2 separate regions of the Homo sapiens genome follow, and region 1 is linked to region 2. Evidence: read pairs that join two places in POLR2A ChIA-PET (ENCODE). Cell type or tissue: HepG2. All regions are shown on one strand. Links, peaks and the distances in the headings refer to the core of each region. The heading gives the core; the rest is flanking DNA.

Region 1 (4,405 bases), core at 293-4,292, 130 kb after region 2:
GGACTACTCTATAAATACGTTCAAAATTTATTCCTTAATTTGTAACATAAATCTTGGCTGCATTCCTTATATTTCTGTGTTAGGCAGAACACATATAAGGATAAATAAGGTATGGTTTCCACCCTTCTCAAAGTACTTCCCATTATAATAGTATGATGATTTATCAGCAGCAACTGTTTTTTTTTTTTTTTCTTTACAGGTCAAACATTGGGATTATTTTTTAAAAATAGAAGTACTCAGCATAACTAAATGCCTTTTTTCTCTCTGGCAATGGAAGTTTTATTTATTTAAGCAAATCAATAGAGAATTTTTTTTTTTTTTTACCAAGCTGTTACAAGAGACTGAAGAACGTTTTGCTCACTAATCCTAGGGTAATGGAAGAAGAATTTTCTTCCTCTGTGGTTCCTAGACTTTGTGGAGTCAGAAAAGTTAAGCTTGACTGAATTTACATTTTTAAAATTTTTTTTGGTTAAATACACATGATTTTTCCTTTTATTAGTAATGGCACCAATATGCAGTCACATATTTACTTTAAGTACTGCTATATCTCTATCCACATATAGTAAGAGAAAAAATATAGATGCAGTTTCTGGAGAAGAGGCTTTTTATTTCTGAACTTTCTAAATGCTGGTCAGTGAATGCCACCAATAAAAAATATTTTGCTCGCCAGAAATAGAGATATGCATCCCTCAGAGTCAGGCATGTGGGTTTTATCAAATGTAGTGGATTTTGTCTGTGGACATCTGCGGATTTTTTCTGCCCAGATTCATTTAACCCTACTTTGGGTAAAACTACCCCGACCTCTCCCTATTCCATCTTATCTTAATGGCAGTATCACATGAGGTACCCCTTCCCAAATGCATGAGCACTTGACTCAAGCCATACCTATGAGAGTGTTCTTTTCCTGAGAATTACCTACCTCATAAAACTATTGTATGGATTAAGTGTGTTAATAACATGCAAAGTATTTAGAAGCATTACTGCATAGGGTAAGCAGTACATGAGTGCACTCTTATTATTCTTAAGCAGAGTGACGTTAAGGTTAGAAAGTGGCTAGAGTTGGAATATTCTGACCACACTGCCCTAAGGCACTCCCTTAGTTCCTCTACCTTGATCCCCAGGGCAGTGTAGTTTCTGTTCTTCCCAAAGTCTGATCATAAAGCATTTTTTCCAGTTCTATGAGCTTCCTTGTATCTTTCCAATAAATTCACTCAATAAATAAAATGACTTTCTATTTATTGAGATCCAATAATTTTGATAAATAAAGAGAAGATTTCAGGAAAGCTCCAAACATTGCAATTAAGTAATATTCCACAAGACTTTAAATTATTTGTATTTTGCTTTGAATTATGATTTCTTATTCCTTCTAAATATAGTGTTGTATTGTTCTGGGAAATATGGTAAGCAAAATAATAAAACCATAGTAGAATTATCCGACACAGAAAAAGTTGGAAAATGAAAAATTATGGAAATAAATAGCTGTTTCACAGTAGCATTAATTCTTTAAGAAAACTCATCATCACCACCAAAATTATAGATACCGGACATTATTTGGAGATTCACAGATATTATTTCTGATCTTTATAGCAAGTCTGTAAATAATATTTACCCCATTTTATACACGGGAAAGCTGAATGGTTGAGGCTTGTTCATTAGTTATCAGCTAACTAGAATTCCAGCCCAGTTCTGCTCACTACAAAGCCTGCACTTTTTCTACTATAACACATTTTCATTTTCTTAAATTGTAAAATTCTTTTTGTTTCTAAACTTGGGATGTTAATTTTTAAGTGGTGTGAAAATTTTTAAGTGGCGTCTATTCATTATTTCATTAAATATTTATTGAGTGACTTTGTGGGTAATTAAGATATTCATGAGTGTGGGTAAATATAGCCTTAGGGGATATGTTTTAGAGTGAGGTGGCAAAATGGCATGCGGAGCAAAGAACTTTTGTAGATTATTTAGATTAAATCTAAAATATGTCTATCAAAAGCAATTATAACTATTCCTCTTTTTAGTAGAGGTAATCCACTCACAATTTATTTAAACAGACTACAAAAAATCTTCCTTCCTTTTTGTTCCCTTAACCCCAGTCCATCCTACTCAAATCACATACATTCATACTATGACATATTTAGAAAACTTTCTAAATTCTAGAGAATTTTAGTTCATTAAATTTTAGGTTTATGCTATGCAGCAAAAGTGTAAAAGTTTTTTCTTTGCTGAAGAAAAACTGGATAGAGTCCCGAATATATCAATACTGGCAGTAAGGTTTTAGACACACTTGTGCAGAGCCAGAGATAAATAACCACAATACTAGCCTCCAAGGAGCTAGAAAGTAATGGTTGTGTGGAAACTTTTAGAGCATCTATAGTCAAAGCTGGCAACCACTTTATCTTTAACTGTTCTAACACTCATAACAGGGATCTCATAGGAGTGTACAGAAAACTGTAAATTTTTATCTTTTTCCTTCCCTTAGTTTCACACTATATACTCTCCCTGTTAAGCAATAGAAGGGAAGAGGTTAACAATTTGCCCCACTGACAACAGAGTTTACTTAGTTTACACAGAAGAAATTTTCTGTGTGTTCAGGGCTATCAGTGTTTGCTCTCTGTGTAATGGAAAAAAAAAAAAAAAACAAATAGTGAGTAGACACTGGCAGGCTGAAATACCAAAGAAGCATAACTAGGCTTTGGTTCTACACATGCAGGAAGGTTCTGCATATTCAAATCCATTACTGATGATTAGTTTTAGTTTAAAGACTTGGTCTATGTGAGATTGTATTTGGAAAATCCATGCAGCTGGGGGGACTTACGGCAAATGTTATTGTTTCTTGTTCTGTCTTAATGTCTTTGAACTTCTTAGGGTGCTAGCTATGAGGCTGACTGGTCTTATATGGGAGAATGAACTCTGTGTGTTCACAGCGCAGGACCCGGCTGAATCTAAGTGTATCCCAGAAGCAGCACCAACTACCATTTGGATTGAGGAGGCAGGTGATTGTAAATCCTGAAGGTAGAGGTAGTTGAACTGAGAAGCCCAGGCACTCAGAGAACCTCTCAAAACCATAGCATCCCTGGTCAGAGGTTCCAAACTTGGCAGAGATTTAAAAAACACAGACTCCAGCATCCCAACCAAACCTTCCAAACTAGCATATCCAAGGGTGGATCCTGGAAACCTGTCTGTCTTCCTTTTTTTTTTTTTGAGACGGAGTCTTGCTCTGTCGCCCAGGCTGGAGTGCAGTGGCACGATCTCGGCTCACTGCAAGCTCCGCCTCCGGGGTTCAGGCCATTCTCCTGCCTCAGCCTCCCGAGTAGCTGGGACTACAGGCACCCGCCACCATGCCCGGCTAATTTCTTTTTGTATTTTCAGTAGAGACGGGGTTTCACTGTGTTACCCAGGATGGTCTCGATTTCCTGACCTTGTGATCTGCCCGCCTCAGCTCCCAGAGTGCTGGGATTACAGGCGTGAGCCAAAGCGGAAACCTGTTTTCTTAACAAGCAGCTCTGAGGATCAGCTAGAATTGTGAACGAGCATTCTAAGTCCTTTATGAAGAAGAAATAGCCCACCTTTCTCACTCCACTGGCACAGTTGCTAGCTTGCAGGGTACAAGAACTGGTACCAATGTGTTCTTGAAGAGTAAGAGAGTAATTGGAAGCAAGTTTCTCAGTACATCTACCTTTTTAAGTCTCCTTTCCTCCCCTCAAATTGCCAGCTTCACTCCCCAGTAATTTGAATTTGACATATTTCACCCACTTTCACATTTCCTGGCTTGGCTTCGATCTGGCCAACTATTAGGTAGCTAGATAAGTGACCATGTACCTTAAAGGTAAATATTGAAGTATAATAATTTTAGTAATTAATAGAGGTTCTAGAAAACGGGAATTAACCTATGGAAGGATCAAAACTTTTTAAATGAGTGTTAAAACTCCACTTCTTTTCATAGCAAGCATTAAACATTTGTATTTTTCTTCATGGTTTGGAAGTCTGATTACAAATATGGTTTATTTTACTGTATTCTACAATATATCAAGAAAGTCATTAAGTATATAGATCATTTATTTCTATGAATTTTATTTGGGGTTTGACTGGTTTTGGTTTGCCTGTGTGGTGCCATAAGCTCTGTCTCTTTCTTAAGGGCCAGCTGTCCCGTAGCACTGTCACTATGTCTGACTGGGCAACACACATTCCTTTATTTTTCTGTTTCTAATCTTTGCAGGCGGTGGTACTAAATAGCCAAACCACATAGAATGAGGTCTTAATTGGAGTGAGTTGGATTCTGGGCAGAAGTCTGGCAGTCTCCTGGGAGTGAGGGTTCCAACTTTGGGTTATGCATGTCATGATGTGTATTCTGGCTGCCTAGAAGGCTTTGTTTACTTGCTTGCCTTGCTTACTGGTGCATGGCTGTGTT
Region 2 (4,405 bases), core at 325-4,324:
ATAATCAAGATATAGATAAATTATATTATTCTAGAAAGTAGCCTTTGTGCCCCTTTGCATTTTATCCGTTCTCCTGACCTCTGGCTCCAGGTAACCATTGATTTGCTTTCTGTCACTCTAGTTTTACCTTTTCCAGATTGTCATATACATGGAATCATACAATATGATAGTCTTCTTAGTCTGGATTGTTTTGCTTAATATAAAGCTTTTGAGATCCATCTGTATTATTGTTTTGATCAGTAGTTTTTTCTTTCTTATTGATAAGTAGTATTTCATGTCATAGATATACTCTGATTTGTTTACCCACTCACCAGTTGATGGACATCTGGGTTATTTCCAGTATTTGGCAATTATCAATAATGCTGCTATGAGTATTCATGTAAAATTCTTTGTGTGGAAATATGTTTTCATTTCTCTTGGGTAAATACCTAGAAGTGGGTTTGCTGGGTCTGCCATACTGTTTCCCAGAGTGGCTATACTGTGTTGTACTCCCCAGCAATATATTAGAGTCTGGTTGTTCTTATCCTTGGCAACATATGATATTGTCAGTCTTTTTAACTTTAGCTATTCTAGTAGATGTTTACTGGTCGTTCTTGTTGTAGTTTTAATGTACATTTTCTTGATGAGTAATGACATTGAGCATCTTTCTTAGGCTTATTGTTTATTTGCATATCATCATTTGCATATTGTTCATTTGCATGCCATTGTGCAAATCTTTAGCTTACTTTTTTAAAAAATTGGGTAGTGTATCTTCTTTCTACTGAGTTGTATGTATTTTTAAAAGTATTCTGGATTCAAGCTCTTTGTCAAATATATGGTTTGCAAATATTTTCTCAGAGTTTGTGGCTTGCATTTTTATTTTATTTTTAAATTATGGGGTTTTATTATGCATAGAAGGCTCATTCCTTCTTGACTACTTTCCACATGGCAACTTGAACTTTGTATGCTTGGCGGGGTGGCAGTAGTGGCTGTACCCTGGCTTGCTCATGTCTTGGTCACCCTGAAGCCTTTGTTAAGGATCTCCGCCTTGGAGGTGAGCAGCCCTGGCTGCTGCTTTCCAATGGCTTCATTTCCTTACTTGTGTCTTTAGAGAGCAAAAATGTTAAATTTTGATTAACTTCATTTTACCTATTTTTTTTTCTTTATTGTGCTAATTGTGTCTTGCTTAAGAAATTTTTGCCTAACCCAATGTCACAGAGATTTTATTCTAGAAGTTTAATAGTTTCTTATATTTAGGTCTACCATTTATTTCAAATTAATTTTGAATCCGACATAGAGATTTAAACCCTGCTTTCACAAGAGTCCTCTCTTCTTGGTGATGTACCACATAGCTCATCACATAACCCTGTCACGTTAACCATGTCCGTGTAGAAACTAGTATAAAATAGTGTGTGTGTGTGAGACTCAGGGAAACCTTTTAAAGCTGGTAGCTGTTCAGTTCTCAAGTTCGACAATAAATGGTATTGTTTAAATTAGGCTTGTGATTTTTTCCGCGTGTCAGATGTGCAGAAAGAACGTGTGGGAAATAACTTATGGTAGATATGAACTTCAGGTAATTTTTTAAAGTCATTAAACTCTGGGCAGATATGTTTGAAGCAAAGTTAACTGGATAGAATAAGGAATGACTGTAGTGCCCATTTATGCCTCCAAGTTTTGTTAAGTCTTAAATATTAGACCAAACGATATTGTTTTGCTTAGTTTTTACTTCTCTGCCCATTTCCAGGAAGCACCAACTCTTTATTTGAAAAGGACAAACTATTTTCTTATTTCTGCAAATCTGTTTGAAAAAGGGAAGAACCAATCTTGGGAAAAAAATTCAGCCTGATGTTCTTTTTCCTAGCATGCCTTTTGCCCGTTACCACTTCCACATCCCCTGTTTCTAAGATAGTCTGAAATTTCAAAATGCCTACAAAAAGTTCTCTGTCTTTAGGTTGTTTGGAATTGTTAATTATTGGTGGCAATGGATGAGTGTTCAGCACCTTGGAACTTTTGCAAAAGAAACTTAATAAGGATACGTTTGCTGTAGTTGGAAAAGTATTTGATGAACAGCTGACCTTTCAAATGTTTACATGAGTTGAATCTCTGAACTGCTAATGTTTGGAAGGTCCAAGTTCCAATTCAGACTTAGACACTGAATCCCTTTGTAGAGAAAGCTTTGAAATCTCTTCAGCTGTAGTTTTCTCTCTCTTTTTTTTTTTAAGGCCAACTTCACCTACCAGTTAATTGGTTAATGTTTGTGAATGCTTTGAGTAGGCAAAAAGCACTTTCTCAGGGCAGTGCCCCATTGTTCCCTCTCCCAATTGTGGTTTGCCATTCACCTGAGTAAGTGGATAAGCCATGGGCCAAGTTTGCATTGTAGAAAGGAAATGATTCTACAGATACTTAGCCATGGGATGGAAAAATATGTTTCTTTCACGTAGAGTTTGTGAATAAAGCTTCCACTGTGCTGAGCAAAAAATGCAAAAGGAAGCCTTGTTGTCTGGATTAGGTCACTTATAAATACCTTAAAAATATTTACATAAATGTCTACTGACTAACCAATTCTCTGAGCACATTCCATAAAAATTTCTTCTCAACTGCATTTGGAAATTTGCTTTTTTTTTTTTTTTTGGTCCATTGTGTTCGTGGACTGGTGTTCATGGTGCTCAGTTGACTTAAAGAAGCCAATCCATCTAAAAGAACTAGGAAGGTGGGCTGAGGAAGAAGGTTGGGGCTGGGGAAATTAACAAGAGCCTTCTTTCTAATTGTGGCTTTTTCCCCTGAGGTACTGTTTCAGCATACTTTTTTTTTTTTTCTTAGCGTCAGTTACTTCATTGCTTAAGTGACTCTTTTAGCTAAGTTCATGTGTTTCTCATGGGCTACTCCAATCAGCAGGGCAGTCTCACCCTAACTAGTTTCACCACACTCCCTTTGTGGTACTGGACATTATACAGAGAGCAGCAAGCCAGGGTACTTCCGTATCTTCATTGGAAAATGTCGTTTTTAAATTGCTCTAAATGCATGCATCATTTTGTGCTTGCAGTTGGACTATAATGGGAATTATCAGAGAATCACATGTCTTTGCCATAGACTTAATCTGGTTCCCATGAGGGGAAAAAAGGATTGTGTTGTTATTATTGGAAATAGACAAAAGAAGTCAAGGGATCTCTATTGAGGTCTGATCACACCTTGAAGGTATTTGGAATGGAGACCAGAGAGGTCACACTTAGGTGTTTTATTTGACCTATATAGAGTTGAAAAAAATTTTTAAAAGTTTTCAGCATGGTGTTCAAAAATTAAAACAGAAGTAAAAACAAAAACAACCCAAACCCCAAAGTTTCCAGCATTTAAAATCTAGAGGTTTCACATTAAAAAAATCTGGAATCCCAGCTTCTTTTAAAAAATGGGAAGACCTGGGATCTCTAGATGTGCATTCCTAAGTGGCAAAATTGACTAGATCAGAGCAGCAGCTGCTTGTTTGGAAGGTCTGGGGCTCATATCACCAGCTTGTACCCTGGAGATATAAGCTGGAGGGTTTGCATAATCTGTTACTAAAAGAATGAGTGACTATTATGTTTTCACATATATATTTTCTGTTCAAAGGAAAGAAACTATCTAAAGAAAGTGAAAAGAATGATTTAAGATGACATATTTGAACCTTTATTCAGCTGTTTATAGTCAGAATGTCACAAGGTTATTCATCTATGAACCAGTTAAAATATACTTCCTTTGATTCTTCTGAGAGGAAGGTGTAGTAGATATGTGTTATGTATTATGTACGCCTAAAAAGCAAATTAAATATTTTTCAAAATGGCATATCTAGAGATTTAAGGCCTTTCAAGCAAAAACTTTGTGTGACCGCTCAGCAGCAAAATAATCTCCACGGCAGTCTGGTAAGAACCAGGATTATGTTTTTATCTAGAGAGGGTAAAATGACAGCTGGACATCACCAGTATCTTTTTACTGAAAAGTATGTGTCAATTTGTGAAACACGTTTTATTCCGAGATATCTTTCACTTATAATTCTGCCTTTATCCACTAGATAGCAAATAGTATCTAATGGACATAAATAGCTTCCTAGTCTAGGCTTCTTAGCATTCAGTCTTCCTTCCTATTAGCATCCAGGTTTCCTTTTGGGGTGTTATCTCTCTCCCACTGAGGGCAGTCCTGAGGAACTGGGGCTAATGAATAAAACTGCCTTGGGCTCCTGCTAGAGAAGCCCTTGATTCTCACCTTCTACTGTTGGGTATGAGCCAAGAAATGGGCATGTGACCTAAGCTTGGAAAGTTGGATTTTCCTGGTTAATTGAATCTTGAGTGGAATGGTGCAAAGCCGGAAGCAACAGTTGGAGCTCATGCATTCCAGAGATATTGCCCTGTAAGTAATCCCTGGCCTTGCTCCTATCCTGTTTGCAAGTCTGGTTTTC

What was found. Peaks named below come from ENCODE experiments on the same cell type or tissue, not always from the same donor. Only the 100,000 strongest peaks of a DNase experiment are listed, where the experiment ranks them.
Region 1: POLR2A ChIA-PET joins it to region 2 with 8 read pairs; 5 of 35 experiments call an interaction of 5 or more read pairs at or near these places.

Annotation. Positions count from the first base shown.
Region 1 is chr5:96,243,003-96,247,407 of GRCh38, forward strand. The region is part of intron 1 of LOC101929710 (a long non-coding RNA gene); the gene reads left to right. It also overlaps a transcript of CAST not described here. Among named protein-coding and RNA genes, the nearest start is that of MIR583, 170 kb to the left of the region's middle. In HepG2, for the core only: no CTCF peak of the experiment used is centred there; a DNase peak (open chromatin) is centred at 2,579; H3K4me3 peaks cover 685 bases.
Region 2 is chr5:96,116,037-96,120,441 of GRCh38, forward strand. The region is part of intron 1 of LOC101929710 (a long non-coding RNA gene); the gene reads left to right. It also overlaps a transcript of CAST not described here. Among named protein-coding and RNA genes, the nearest start is that of MIR583, 39 kb to the left of the region's middle. In HepG2, for the core only: no CTCF peak of the experiment used is centred there; a DNase peak (open chromatin) is centred at 2,165; H3K4me3 peaks cover 345 bases.